Regions from separate parts of the Mus musculus genome. Here region 1 is linked to region 2. The links are chromatin loops, found by intact Hi-C in ENCODE. Cell type or tissue: heart. All regions are shown on one strand.

What was found. Peaks named below come from ENCODE experiments on the same cell type or tissue, not always from the same donor. Only the 100,000 strongest peaks of a DNase experiment are listed, where the experiment ranks them.
Region 1: a loop joins it to region 2, with 5 times the contacts of the local background. A loop is called at or near these places in 6 of 42 quality-filtered maps.

The regions. Positions count from the first base shown.
Region 1 is chr11:109,617,116-109,625,115 of GRCm38, reverse strand. All of the region lies in intron 2 of Gm11685 (a long non-coding RNA gene), which reads right to left. Among named protein-coding and RNA genes, the nearest start is that of Gm11685, 7.9 kb to the right of the region's middle. In heart, CTCF peaks have their summits at 2,522, 3,678 (motif pointing right) and 5,823 (motif pointing right); a DNase peak (open chromatin) is centred at 2,175; H3K4me3 peaks cover 659 bases; H3K27ac peaks cover 3,287 bases.
Region 2 is chr11:109,241,665-109,249,664 of GRCm38, reverse strand. Rgs9 (regulator of G-protein signaling 9) reads left to right here. Exons shown (of 19, transcript NM_011268.2): 11 at 625-686; 12 at 1,488-1,601; 13 at 3,097-3,212. Among named protein-coding and RNA genes, the nearest start is that of Gm39440, 26 kb to the right of the region's middle. In heart, a CTCF peak has its summit at 4,940 (motif pointing left); no DNase peak of the experiment used is centred here; H3K27me3 peaks cover 1,927 bases.

The DNA of each region.
Region 1 (8,000 bases), 380 kb before region 2:
AGCGGTCCTCTGACTTCCATGCACATGCTATTGCATGCGTGAGCATATATTTGCACACAAATAGTGCAGACACATGCACACACACTAAATGCGTAAATAGAGAGGATGTCTTGCTGTTCTGTTGCTGGGAAGAAACATCATGACCAAGACAACTCTTATAAAAGAAAGCATTTAACTGGGGGCTGGCTTACAGTTTTACAGGGTTAGTCCATGATCACCATGGAGGAAAGCAGACAGGCGTGGTGCTAGAGCAGTAGCTGAGAGCTTCACATCCCGAGCTGCAGAGCTGCAGAGAAGGAAGGGAGGGAGGGAGGGAGGGGGAGGGGAGGAGGGAGGGAGGGAGGGAGGGGGAGGGGAGGAGGGAGGGAGGGAGGGAGGGGGAGGGGAGGGGAGGAGGGAGGAAGGGAGGGAGACTAGACCTTTGAAACCTCAAAGCCCACCCCCAGTGACACACCTCTTCCAACAAGGCCACATCCACTCCAGCAAGGCTGTAACTCCAAATCCTTCCCAAACAGTTCCACTAAACAGGGACCAAGCATTTAAATATATGAGTCTATGAGAGAGGGGGAGGCATTCCCTTTCAAACCACCACAAGGGTTACATGGCGGGTAAGGGAGATGGTTCAGTGTTTAACACCAGTGGGGGCAAGAATCCCCGGCACCCATATAAGTGATGGGTAGATGTGATAACCTGCCTGTAATTCCAGTGTTTGGAAAGATGGAAGAAGGGATTTTGGAGAAAACTGGCAAGCTAGAATAGCTGTATTGGCCAGATCTGGATTCAATTGAAAGACCTTGGCTCAGTGAATAAGAGGACAAGGAAGAGCACAGACAATGCCAATCTTGTGCTTACAGATACATGCACACACACACACACACACACGTGTGCCCCACACATGAGACCATGCGTACACACAAACAGCACACACACATATTTTTGAGAATAAAAGCAACTAAGTTTTTTTTTTTAAAGAATAGTGTGTGTGTGTGTCTGTGTGTGTGTGTGTGTGTGTGTGTCTGTGTCTGTGTGCTGTCATGGCATAATGTGCAAAGATCAGAGGAATATGTGAGGGAGTCGGCTCTTTCTTTTACCTCATGGGTCCTGGGGATCCTTACCTGGGAAGTAAAGTGTTTCAATCCGCTGAGCCATCTCCCTGGGCTTGGAGCAGAGGTTTTTATTACATTTAAATTACCAATTCTGTCATAGGTAGTCAGCCAGTGAGGCGGTCATAAGCACTTACTCTGAGGTCAGGCATTGTTCTGGGAAGAGAGAATCTACAGCAAACCCTAGCCTAGCAGAATTGGCCTTTGAGAGGGAGGAGACTGTATGCAAGACATTTCAGGTTATTTATAATCAGCCTTGAAGTAAATGCACGGGCTAATGTAACCAAATTACCTGGAATGGAAGGACAAAGGACTATATAGTCATGGGAAACTGCACATTTCACTTCAAATGGATGTAATATTATACACCATAGTCATGAATTGGGAGGACAGAAGGATAGAACATCCCACCGATAAGACAAATCAATGACCGGTCTCTTTTTCAAATGGCAGTTCTCCCACCATCTCAAGACCCCCTTGAAACCAGATTCCTTCAAGGCCCCAGGCTCAAGTGATCCACCAGGAATGACAGCAGAAGTGTGTGTGTGTTGAAAGCTCCTGGAATTGAGAGTCAGAGGCACACAGAACATTCCAGAGAGCGGGTCACTCGGGGCCACGTGCAGGTAGAGGCTGAGCAAATCTCTGGAGAAGGGAGAGGAAAGCTGGAACCTAGGAAGGCGCCAGCTTGGAATGTGTTTGAGACAATGCTTGCTCTACCTGGTGCTTTTCTTGAAAGCACTTAGCGGTCTCTGGGGCTAATGTTCTACAAATAGACATACATTATACATCTATAATTACTAAATCATACATATACCAAAAAGCATTCCTAGCTGGATCCACTTCAGCTCTGCCACAGTAAAAGTGGTCTTATTTTTGAAGAGAACAAATAACTTTGTATCCCTTGTATGTATTTATACTTCATAAGGAAACTAGATCCCGAACATTCTAGGTACTGACGTTAGCCAGACCCTCAGTTACAGTCAGTAAGGACCTGCCAGTCCACGTTTCCATTTATAACAAGGATCTACACTCATCGGCGACGTGTGATTTAGAGCCGGTGCAGGCGGCTCAACTCACAAGGCAGCCTCCTTCCTGATAGTGTTTCTAAAATTAAAAGGATACTCAAATCAAACACCGCTTCCCAGTTCTTCGCCAGCTGACACATTTTTCCATTGCATCGCCCCTCCCCTCCCAACTTCAGCCCCTACGGCTCAGATTACAATCATTTCCAGGGCTTCTGATCCCAAACATTGCCCTACCCTAAGCCCCAGAGTCCGGCACCAGCTGCCTCCTAGACGGGGCTTCTGATGTCACTCCAGGTCTTCAGGAGAGCAAAGCTTCCGGTGTACGGAAGTGGTGATCTTTCTGTATCATGGATGTGACTGGCTCTGTTCTCCGGCCTGATAAGCTGCCCCCAGCTGAGCCTAGCTTGAATGACATCATGTCCTCTTTTATCTGAAGATCTGGTGGCATACTGAGGAATTTTAGCAAGAGAATAAATACGTAAAAATGAAAGGGACCGAGCCTGGGGTGGTGGCTCAGTTGACAAGCGTGAGGACCTCATTTCAGATGTCAGATATATGTATATTAAAAAATAATTTAGAAATAATTAAAGCTAAGCCCCGCGGGTCTCATCTGTAAACTCGGGTCTGGAGAGGAAGAGACAGGAGGATGCTGAGGCTTCACTGGCCAACCGGTCCAGCCAAATCCATGAGCTCCGAGTTCAGTGAGAGACCCTGTCTGAGAAAATACGATAGTAAGGATGGAAAGATGGCTCAGTGGTTAAGAGTATGCATGGCTCTTGCAGAGGACCCGAGACTGGGTGCTAACACCCATACCGAACAACTCACAACGGTCTGTTACTCCAGTTCCAGGGGATCAGATACCCCCTTCTGACCCCCAAGTGCACCCAGGCATGTGCTTGTCACACGGCTGTACGTGCAGGCAAAGCACTCACATACGCAAATAATGTTTTATTTAAATTACTTTTTAAAAATATTCTAAAATAGGTAAACCATAGAAGCAGAAGGCATCCCAGCGGCCTGGGGGTCAGGGGAGGCTAGGGAGGAAGGGAGGAAATAATTGCTTAATGGCTGGCTGTCCATGGTAAGGGGAGATGTGCCCCTGCAGTGCATCCAAGTGAAAGTCAAAGTTTCAGGAGTTGGTTCTCTCCTTCTACCATGTGGGTCTCAAAAAATCAAAACCCAGGTCTGTCTACTGGTGCAAGTGCCTTTATCTGCTGAGCAATGCTCACTAGCTCTAGGTTTTCTTCTGAGGGATATAATTTGTGCTTGCTTTTCCCATCATAGGAATTGAACCCCGGGACCTTTTGCACATTAGGCAAACACTCTACCACTGAGCTACAACTTCTCCAGTCCTTTTGAGTAATGTGCTCAGGAATTGTAAATGTATGAAACTCTAGGGGGTCCTTCACTTGAACAGATAACTCAGTGCAAACTTCACCTCAGTTAAAAAAAATCATTTGGTGTGATTCACCACTTTAACATAAGATAGAAAAATGTATACATGATTGGATACATGTGATGATCCAGAGAAGAAATCTCTAGTGTTGTCACAGTGGACACCAGCAGATGGCAGTAATGAGGCTCTGAGTCATAATCTGACTACTTTAGCTGAAGATTCTAGCGTTAAGTATCCACAACAGACAGACCCTCTATACACCACTTGCAGGGTCCTCCTTCCAATGATCACTGGGAAAGTCTACTAAGAGGGGCTGAATGACCTATGAACGGCAGGAGGAAGGGCAGGTGAAATTTGGATAACCACATTGCTGAGCTGTGTCTCCTTCTGAAGTCATTAGGGCTGTGGTATCCTGCAGATGAGTTCAGGGGCTCCGCCCAGACAGACCTTTTCTGATCTCCTGCTGGTACAAGGGAGGTCCTGGCTTGCAAGGTAGACATGGGGACTTATTTTAAGCTTTTAGTCAAGTCAAGACAGCCAAACAGTAAGTGAAAAATGTAAACCTGGTGAGGGACCAGACAGGCATAGTGCAACTCACAAAAAAATAATCCATTCTTTCTATTATAAAATATTGGTCAATATAGTCGTCATTCTTTTTGTAACTAACAGACTTTTCTAATTGGCACACAAAACATCTCAACTAAGCTACAGGATTTTACAGTAGGAAGGAATTGTTTCACCTGGCTTTTCTCGAGCTTAGGTGTGTGGCATACTGAGCTCTGCTCGTTCTATTAGATTACATCTACAGGAGAACGCACCCCACAAAGGAACCACGAGGCATCTTGGTAAAAGAGTGTGAGAAAACTCTTAGCCAGGTTCATGTTAAATGATTCTATCAGCAAAGGGTAGAAAGAGCTGGAATCACACCAGGATAGACTGTGGCGAGAGGCAGGTGGTTTAAGAGTTGGCATCTCAGAAATCAGGAAGCGGGAGAAGCTTGGGTCTGGGAAGGGCATCCATCCGGAGTGAGTCATTTGATGCTATTTCACAGCTGCCGCTGGGCCTTGACTTAAACACCCTCCTGAGCAGCTGAATTTAGGCCTCAGTGGCCTTGTTGTTGACTGTCAAGGCCGGTGCAGTCTGCTTCCCAGGGCTTTTAAAGGGCTGAAGTGAATTGTGAATTCCCCAAGACTTTCGATTTCTTTTCAACACAGCAAATATAAATGAAAGAGCTGGGTGTAGCTCCGGTGGTAGAGTGCTTGCCTGATATGCAGAGTGTCCTAGGTTCGAGCCCCAGGAGCTCATAAACCAGGGATAGTAAATGCTCACGTGTGATCCCAACATGTGTGGCAACAGGAAGATCAGAATTCAAGGACATTCTAAGCTACATAGCAAGTTCAAGGCCAGGCTGAAATACGTGAAACCCTGTCTCAACGATTAATAATAATAATATTATAATAAACAATAAAACAAATTAAACTATTAAAGGTTTCTCACCTCCCACCACACAAGAGCTACCTGGTCCTTTTTCTTACTTCCCTTTCTGCCCGACACCATGTTTCTTTGCTCTGCTATGAGCACTTTGGCTCCAAATGCTTCCTATCTTTCACGACTGCAAAAGCCACTTCCTTCTCCCTCTTGTTCTTTTATCAAATGGAACTTTCTATTTCTATTTCTAAGGAAAAAAAAAAAAAACAACACTGTATCCCTACCAATCCCCAACCTTTCCCTTTGTGTCCTTAGGCCAGTATCTAAGGCAGCACCTACTTTATTTCCCGAGTCCATTGTCTGTCTAGTTATGTCAGCTTGGAGTTTTTTATTTTTATTTTTATACAGTGATTTATCCCCAGGACCTAGAGCAATGGTTGGCTCAAAAAGAACACTCAGTAAGACCCAAGCTCTTGACTAAATAGGCAGACACCTTCCAAACTTCTTCTCCTACAAGAAAGTGGCGAAAGAAGTGAGCGTATTTCACGCTGACATAAAGAAAATAGATTTTAAAAGAGCAAGAGATGGGGACTGGAGAGATGGTATGGTGGTTAAGAGCACCAACTGCTCTTCTAGAGGTCCTGAGTTCAATTTTCAGCAACGATATGGTGGCTCACATCCATCTGTAATGGGATCCAATGCCCTCTTCTGGTGTGTCTGAAGACAGCTATAGTGTACTCATATACATAAAATAAATAAATCTTAAAAAAAAAAAAAGAACAAGATAATGTCTTCAGGTCTCTTCTTGCAGGACTTTGACATCAAGCTGATCTCCATAAGGAGGTCCACTCCATCAGCATGGAACTAAATATCGGGTCGTATCACTAGATGGCGCTGTCCGCCAAGAAGCTCTCTCTCTCTCTCTCTCTCTCTCTCTCTCTCTCTCTCTCTCTCTCTCTCTCTTTTTGAGACAGGGTTTCTTTGTATAGCCTGGAACTCACTTTGTAGACCAGGCTGGCCTCGAACTCAGAAATCCGCCTGCCTCTGCCTCCCAAGTGCTGGGATTAAAGCGTGCACCACCACAACCGGCTGAAGCTCTCCATTCTTGTCACCTCCACCCAACCAATTTCAGGGTGGTGGACTGAGAGGAAACCTTTCACAAAAATAAGACAGAACCTGGTTTCTTTTGATTTGTTGTGTTTTTATTGGGACAGGGTCTCATTTAGTCTAGACTAGCTTTGAATTCACTCTGTAGCCAAGGCTCACCTAAACTCCTCACCCTCGCACCCTTACTTCCTGGGTACTGAGATTACAGAACATGTGCCCACTAGCTTTCATGGTGGTGAAAATTGAAGCCAGGATGTCATGTATCCTAAGCAAACACTCTACCAACTGGGACATAACCCCAGCTCCCAAAGTTCGTTGTTTAAATACTATTTATCAGCTATCCCAGGCTCACCCAGAAGCCCAGGTTAACCCATGGCCCGGAAACAAGTGTTTTAAAGTCTCTTGGCTAGTCAGTCACCGTAGTACATTGGTTTCCTTTTGGAAAACTGTGTCTCCTTGGAGCTTCCTGCTTGTGCTTAGCTTATGTCATCCTGACTATCTGTCTCACCTCTTGCCTCCTGTCTCTGTGCAGATGGAGCACAGGCTAAGATGCTAAGTGTATTTTTAACCTTAAGCCTCCCAAGTGCCCAAATGCTAGGGTTGCTGATCTGCACCACTATGTCAGTCTCACGCTATTCTGGGGACTAACTTGGGGTTCATGCCCACTGGGTAAGCACCCTACCAACAGAGGTACATCCCCTGCCTGTTTTGTTTCTCTGTGGCAGATAATGAATGGCCTTGAACTTCCGATCCACCTGCCTTCATATCCCCAGAGCTGGAATTATAAGCACACAGCATCATTCCTAGTTCCCACACGTGCATGTGTTCTACATGAATGTGTGCATGCATGTGTGCCTGTGTGCAGGTTAGACATATACGTGTGGGGCTGGGGGAGACCAAAACTCAGCCTCAGCTGTCATCCCTCAGGCACCATTCACCTTGTTTTGAGAAAGGGTCTCTCATGGCTTGGAACTTCCCAATTAGGTTCGGTAGCAGGCTAGAGAGCCCCCTGCCCCCACCCCCACCCCCCAGGGATCTACCTATCTCTGCCAGCACAGGGCTGGGAATAGAAGCTCACAGTATCACCTCTGTCTTTTCGATGTAAGTTCTGAGGACCAAACTCTTGCTTGTGAGGCAAGCTTACTAACTGAACTATCTCCCTAACCCAGTTTCACTCTCTTAAGAAGAACTATTCAAGTTGAAGAACGTCAGGGTGCTTGCTGGCATTTCTTCCTGGCCCTTCAGATATCATTTATTCATTTGTGGGGTTGGGTGGTAGTGACCGGGTGTGCCTGGGTTTCACAGACATGGTGGGGGGGGGGAGGATCTGCTGAAGTGTCTGTCCTCCTTCCACTATGGGGGCCTTGGTGAGCAAAAGTACCTTTACCCTTTGAACTGCCTCACAAGCTCCCTGTCCTTTCACTTTTTACAAATAAATCAAGAGATGGGGCCAGCAAGATGGCTGGCTCGAGGCAAAGACCCTTGCTAGGCAAACCTGGAGACCTACATTCTATTCCCAAAACCCAAGTAATGATGAAAGGAGAAAACCCTACAGCGTTGCCCTCTTACCTCCATGTGGGTGCTGTGGCATCAGTATGCCCTCTCCACCACACACTGTCACAAACACATACACACACACACACACACACAATATCACACATACAATATCACACCCACAATATCATACACATGCATACAATATCACACACAAACACACACAATATCACGCACACACAATATCACACACATGCACACAATACCACACCCACAACATCACACACATGCACACAATATCACACCCACACAATATCACACACATGCACACAATATCACACATACACACAAACACACAATATCACACACACACAAATACAATTTATAAATAAAGAGATAAAAATTAATGCAGAAGAAACGTCTCCAATTGGGTGCATTTGTTCAGTT
Region 2 (8,000 bases):
TCCCCATCTCACTTCAAACCTCCTTTGGACATTTTGTGTCCCGTCCCCCCGCCCCCCAGCTGTTGGTTTTTCTCAAACTGGCACACGATGGGTTAAGGAGAATATTGACCAGAAGTCTGAAGTGTGAACCCAAGCCCTGACTTAGAGATGTAGAGTACACTATTGGTGTAGATACATGGCCTTGGATCTTTGTAATATCAGAGTTAATTGTACTCAAGGGCGGGGAGTTGGAGATCATATTACTTATCTTGTTGCCTGACCAAAGCAACTTAAGGGTGGAAGGGTTTACCTGGCTCACAGTTCTAGGGGGATACAGTCCACCATGGGAGCAAGCGGGAGTCACAGCAGCACTGCACAAGGCAGCTGGTCACAGGGCATCCACAGTCAAGAAACAGAGAGCTATGAATGCAGTTGCTGCTCAGCTGACTTTCCTCGGTGTCTTCAATCCTGGAGCCCGGCCTGTGGCCTGGTGCTGTTCACTTTAAGGGTGGGGCCTCCCATCACAACCCAGTCTAGAAATCCCCACATAGACATCCCCAGAGGTCTGTCTGTCTGTCTGTCAAGTGATTCCCGAGTCGTGACTAACAATCACAGCTGTCTTCTAACAGCCGTCTCTCTTTCCAGATCATGTATTACCAACAGGCCTTAATGAGGTCCACAGTGAAGTCTTCGGTGTCTCTTGGAGGGTATGTCCCTGATTTGTCTTGCTAAATCACGAATGATAGGTGTGTAAGAGAATGTCTGCTTTAAGTCAAACATGACAGGCAACGTGAAAACTGACCGTAGGTTCCAATGAACCATATTTTGTCACTGCTGACTTCCAACATTAGGTTACAGGTCAGGGTCTCATAAAAATCTTCAGATAGCCTTTATACCTTCCCAAATTAATAGTTTTTTTAAAAAATGATCCATCTTCCCTAAAAGTAAGCCTATGGCTATGGGCAGAATTCATGGCAAGAACCCGTGGTTCTCCTTGCACACAGATAAGAGCATTGCTTCTGTCTCAGACATCAGGAAATGCATGAACTCAGAAGGCCCCACTTAGCTTGAGGCCAAAGGGTTTCCAGTAGTGCACTGAAGTTCCCAAACATAGGCATTATTGGTTCCAGAGGTGGAATCTAGAAGATCAGTGGTCTTGGTTCATCTGTGACAATTGCAGCTTCTAAAATGGACACCAAGACACAGATTGAGTCAACTTTGGAATGTAAAATCTTCCTATGACATGTGACAAAGCCATGTTTGAACTAGGGACAGAAAATTGACAAGGGGACAGGACTGGAAGAAAAACAGCACTATCACACTAGGACAGATCTCTCTAAATAGCTTCCCATCCCAGGGCTGTCACACATTTTTTTCTGAGAAGACAGTAATAGACATGTAACTAAGCCGATACCAGAAGAGAGGCCAGGCAGGCCAATTATGCCATGGAATTATCCGGGCTCTCTGGGTTGGATTTCTAGGAAGCCCTCTTTCTATCTGCTTTTCAGAATTGTCAAGTACAGCGAGCAGTTCTCGTCCAATGACGCCATCATGTCCGGCTGCCTTCCAAGCAATCCTTGGATAACAGACGACACCCAGTTCTGGGATTTAAATGCCAAATTGTATGTATTTCAAACATTGAAATTTTAACAAATCTGGTTTGTTTGATTTTATTTTGTCGAGTGTATGTGTGTGATGTGTTTGCACGTGTGTATGATTGAGACCAGGTGTGTGGGTCCATGTGTTCATGTGTATGGAGGCCTTAGGCTGGTATCAGATGTCTTCCTTCCACCCATCTACACTTTGTTTATTAAGTGGTGGTCTCTCACTGAGCCCATAGTTCTCCAGTTCTGGCTAGTCTACCTAGCTAGCTTTCCCTGGGGATCCCGTCTCTGCCTCCTGAGGGGGCAGTTTACAGGCGGCTACCACACCTGCTAGGTTTTTACATGAGTTCTGGAGACCCAAAGTGGTTTTCACACTTTTATAGCAAATGCTTTATCCACTGAGCCATCTCCTCAGCCCAAAATGTGCTTTATTTTAGGGTGGTCTGTGGTTCAGTTGGTAGAGTGTCTAGAATTCATGAAGCCTCAGATTTGACCCCCAACACAATATAATGGTGCACCTGTAACCCCAGCACCTGGGAGGCAGGAGGATCAGGCATTCAAGGTTCCTGAGCTACATAGCAGGTTCAAAGCCAACCTGGTATACACCAGGCCCTATATCAAGTTTGAGTTTTTTTTTTTTTGAGTTGTAATTCATATGTCATACAATTTACCCATTTAAAGTGTACAGTTAAAATTTTGTTATATTGACAGGGGAATATAATCTCTACCACAATGTTTTAAAAACAAATCTGCACCCTCTAGTTGTTGGTGCCCCCAAATCTCCACTCCCTGCCCTCCCCCTAGATGGTCAGTGGTCAATCTATTTTCTGATTATCCGTATTCTTCTATTCTAGATGCTTCCTGTAAATGACATCATAGGATGTGTGGTCTTTCATTGGGCATTTTTCACTTCCTGCTAAACTTTCAGAGTTTATTCACACTGTAGCAGGATGTAGCATTTTGTTTCAGTTTTGTATAAACAAACTTCCCTGTGTGAACCCGTCTGTCTAGAGAAGGACATTTGGGCTTTTCCCAAGTGGTAACTATCATGACAAATGCTGTCACAAACATTCGTGCACATTCAGGGTAAAAGGGAAGTCTTGGTGAGTGACAGATGCTGACTGGTAGCTGTGACCACAGCATCCAGGGACCAATATGTCACTGGAATTCTAACCTGGCTTGAAGGTGGCAGCCTGAGCCTTCATAGATTGTTTTATGACGGGGATCTTTACCCCTGAAGAACAGGGATCCACTGGGTTGTGACTCTCCCTCAGCTCTGGGAGGCCACATCTCTGGTGTGAACCCCAGGGGACTTGGAGGCTGTGTCCTCCTAGTAAGTGGCAACTTGGATTGTGTGTCTATGCAGAGGCTAGGGGGCAGAGCAAAACTGGGATCAGGTGGAGACATTGGCCAAGGACCTCATGAAGGTTGGTAGACCTATCACTCCCACTGAGGCTAAGTACAGCCCCTGTCTCCCAGGGAGTGCCACATTTACCAGTCACCATCCTTGCAGGGTGGAGATCCCAACCAAGATGCGAGTGGAGAGATGGGCTTTCAACTTCAGCGAACTGATTCGAGACCCCAAGGGTCGGCAGAGCTTCCAGTACTTTCTCAAGAAGGAATTTAGTGGTGAGTTCTCTTTCCTTCCTTCCTTCCTTCCTTCCTTCCTTCCTTCCTTCCTTCCTTCCTTCCTTCCTTCCTTCCTTCTTTCCTCCCTCTTTCCCTTCCTCCCTCCCTCCTTCCCTCCCTCCATCCCTCCCTACCTCTGTTCTTTCCTACCTTCCTCCTTCCCTCCCTTCCTCCCTCCCTTTCTTTTAATTCCTCTTCTCTCCCTCCCCTTCCCTCCTCTCTGAGACAGGATTACGTGTAGCCCAGGCTACCTCTTGGTTCTTTTGACTCTCCATCCCAAGTGCTGGGAACATGCATGAGACCCTCTACTTGGTGTTAAAGGGTGCTGAAGCTCGAACCCACAGCTTGGTGGGTGCATGGCAAAGACTTCAGGGACTAAGCAGCCCCTCCTTCCAGCACGAGTCTTTTAAAAAAAGTTACTCTCCCTTTCATGGCCAGCCTAGACTTTTAGGAGTTTTGCAGTGGGTGCTTCCATACCTTGTTAAGGTCTAAACAGGATCTCCTGCTTTCCCAGGAGTAAGAGTCTAACCTGGGTCCAGGACCTTCATTTTCCATAGGCTCAGAAAGTCACTGCATTCTGAGGTGTGTGTGTGTGTGTGTGTGTGTGTGTGTGTGTGTGTGTGTGTGTGTGTGTGTATAGCACCAGGGAATGTTAACATCTTTTCTACAATCTCCTTAGCCTCACTCACAATTCCCAGGGAATTCTCCATCCGTTCTTGGTTTCCCTCATTTCATTGCCCAGAGTTCTTCTAACCCATTTCCCTGGCCTCTGGCCCTCTACCCTCACCTAAGTACATCTTCAAAGGCCAGGAAGCTGAACAAGCTAAGCTTCCCAGGCTCTTTGGAAGTCCTATTGCCTTTAGCTTAGATGTTCTGTAGATTCAACCCAACCATGCATATCTTTTAGATTTATTTTATTTTACACACACACACACACACACACACACACACACACACACACACACACACCCACACCCCAATATGTATTTCTGTATACCATATGCATGCAGTGCCCATCCAGGCCGGAAGGGGTGTCATATTCCCCAGAATTGGAGTTACAAAGGGTTGTGAGCGGCCATATGGGTGCTGGGAATTGAACCGATCCTGGAAGAGGAGCCAGTGCTAAACCACAAAACCATCTCCAGCCCTGCACAGATATGTTAAACTCGTGTCCACCCCGGACCCAGATGCCTTTTTAATTGGACTGAGTTGCAGTCGCTGTGGTCTTGAAAGCTTCCTTGGTGATTGAAGTGTAACCTCTTGCCCTGGTTTCTTCCAAGCCTTCAGAGGATGCGGGCTTTAGTGGAGGAGGTCTGTCTCTGGGTGTCTCATCCACTGAGAAACATCCGGGAACACACTGAGGCCGGATTAGAACCAATTACACGTTCAATTTCTTTGCCACCTTTGCCGACAAATTGGCTTTTATGCGATTTATTTTATCTGTTTGTCCATTCCCATCACCGGGGAGCTCCGTGATTGGGTTTGAGACTCCAAGGCTGATTACCCTAAAGCAGTTAGTCTGGGGCCCTGCTTCTGAAGCGAGTCATACTGGACGTGCTTTAGTCTGGATGGCGGCCCGATACAGAGCATTGCATTAGAACATGGCTTGCTGTAAATCATTCTCTCTAAGCAAGCCAAATCGCATAAATGTAATAGCCCTCCGAAAGATGGATGGAACAGGAGCGGGCGCCTCGGCGCCCCGTGACTAAGTGGAAATGGTGCCATCTAGTGGACAGTAAGTAAAGTAGCATGCTGAGCTTCAGCCATGCATCCCTTGATAAAAGCAAGCATCTAGAAAATTTTCCTTGCATCTCTGAAACCGTATTATATAGTCAGTCTCCTGAGGAGCGTCAGAGGGATTCATGTATGAACAGGGAACACAAACCATTGGTTTTCTTATTTAATTAAAAACTTAAAACTTAGGTATGACCCATATGCGATTCATCCCCACCCCCACCCCCACCTTTAAATTGAAGTTTCATATAACCCAGGCTGACCTCAGATTCACTGTGTGGCTGAGGGTGAACCTGACGTCCAAGTCCTCCTGCCTCTGTCTTCCAAGTGTTCTGTTGTTGTTGTTGTTTGGTTTTGAGACAGCAGCTCTCTGGGTAGCCCAGGCTGGCCTCAAACTCGTGATCCTCCTGCCTCAGTCTCTGAAGCAATAGAATTGTGTAGCCCACCACCCTGGGCTCAATCCAGTGGCTTTGATGTCTTGCGTCATCTTATATATTCACCGAACCGTACAACTGCCAACACTAGCTAATTCTGTAACAGCTCAGGGAGGAATGCCTTACCCATGGTAGGTCATTTTCAGTTCTTCCCTCACCATGGCATGCTGCACACTCCTCTCCCTCAGTCTCCGTGGATTTGGGTATTCCACGTGCTTCTTGTGATGGGGACCGTACAGTGTGTGACCTTTTCTTACTTGGTGTTCTACACTCTTCTTTATGGCTGTATCAGGTCCATTGTCTGTGCGTACCACCTGTATTCATCCATCATGGGATTTTTTAGGTTATTTTTTTAAACTTATGTCTGTGGGTGTTTTGCTTGCAGGTATGTTTGTAAGTCTGTGTGCATGTCTGGTACTCACAGAGGCCAGAAGAGGTGAGCTGGTCCTCTAGAACTAGAGTTATAGATGGTTGTGAGCCACCATGTGGGTGTTGGGACTTGAACCTGGGTCCTCTGAAAGAGCAACAAATGCTTGTACCCATGGAACCATCTCTCCAACCCTTGAATTTGGCTTTGGGCTTTATGAATACTGCAGTGAAATCTTATATGTGTTTTAAGGTGTTTATTTAACGTTTTAAAATGAGTGTGTATAAATACTCCTGTGAGTGCATACATGTATATGTAGGTGCTTGAACACATGTCTGCCATTGAGTGTGGAAGCCTGAGAAATTGACCCCAGGAGTCTTCTTTGGTCATTCTCTGTCTTAGTCATTAGTCATGAAGTCAGGGGCTCTCAATTGAACCCAGGTCTCACTGATATGGCTGATATGGCTATCCAGCTGCCTCTACCTCCCCAAAGGGTAGGAGGATTACAGGTAGGCCTCTGTGCCCACCTTAATTGTTTTTTACTTAGTAAAATATATGTAACACAAAAATGTACCATTTTAACCATTTGAGTGCCACTGTTCACTGAGCAATCAATGTGTCTGGGTTTCTAGGATGTTGTCTCAAGCTGAAACTGTGTACTTAATTACTAACCTCCTATTCGCCCACCCCTCGGTGGCTGCCATGCCACACATGCCTCTCTTAGTTTGACAGCTTTAGGTTCCTCATGCCAGTGTAATCGTAGGATCAGTGTCTGAGCTACTTGTAACCTCTGTTCTACTCAGCATGCCATTGCTGTGAAGAGACCCCATACCACAACACCTCATAAAAGAAAGCATTTAATCGGCCTGGCTGACAGAGGTTAAGTCCCTTACCATTACAGTGGGGAGCACGGTGGCTTACAGGCAGACATGGTGCTGGAGAAGTGGCTGAGAGTTCTTCCAGATAAGAGCTCAGTCAGCCACTGGATTCGCAGTCAGCAGGAAGAGAGCGGCTCTGGGTGTGGAATGGGCTTTTTGAAATCTCAAAGCCCATCCCCACAGACACGCTTCCTCCAACAAGGCCACAAATCCTAATCTTTTCAAGTAGTAATACCCCCTGATGACCAGGTATTCCAATTGATGGTCCTATGGATGGGGGGGGGGTATTCTCATTCAAACCTCCATGATGCCTTCAAGGTTCATAGAACACCATGTTCTACCTTGCCGTCTGCTGCTGTGATAAAAACCACCACCACCCAAAACAACCTGTGGAGGAAAGAGTTTACCTCGTTCATATTTTCAGATCACAGTGCATCACCGAGGGAAGTAGAGGCAAGAAGTCAAGCAGGAGCTGAAACAGAAACCACAGAGAAGTACTGCTCATTGGCTTGTTTCCAGGCTAGTGTTTAGTTACACTTCTTATACAGTCCAGGCCCACCGCAGTGAACCGGGCCCTCTTCTATCAATAATCAATCAAGAAAATGCCCACAGATATAGCACAGGCCAGTGTAATTGAGGCAATCCCCCTCCCCCCATTGAGATTCGCTCAGATAACTCTGGGTTGTTTCCAGTTGGCAGCCGAAGCTAAGAGATTCTTTCACGGCAGATGTGTCGGTATATCACGGGTGATCCTCCTCTGTGCCATTTTGAGTTGTTTTTTTTACCTTTTGACGTTTATGAATAATTGCTCATTTAATCTAGTTATAAGTGATTAACTTTCAATAAGCAAGAGGTGTGGATGTCACAACAATAGATTAATGAAGAAAAACATTGGCCTGTGATTTCTGTCCAAAGAATATGTGCCTCTGGTTATGGGACAAATTCTAGCTAGTGTGGAGTTGTGCAGCTTCTGCCCGTCTGACATAACTGGGGGCTCTCAGGAAACACTGTGGAAGCAGAGGAGAAGGTTTTCTTTCCTATTAAACGGCACCACAGCACTTCAGAGTGTGAGTGTGTATGTACACACACACACACACACACACACACACACACACACACACACACCCTGTTACTTGCTTACTGATGACACCATCTTTATTTTCTCAGGTGTAATTGATACGTGGCATCACTAGAATCCTTGTACCAACACATCCTGATGCTTTTTGGGTTCAGCCAAGCACTGGGGAGTAAATGTGAAATTGGCAAGAGGTTAAGGATTTTGGGGGTCTGTTTTCTTTTCTCTCTCTCAGTCTAGAGGAACAAAATCTCTCTGGTTCTCATGACATTAAGCACCCCTAGTAGTCAGGTATCTTCT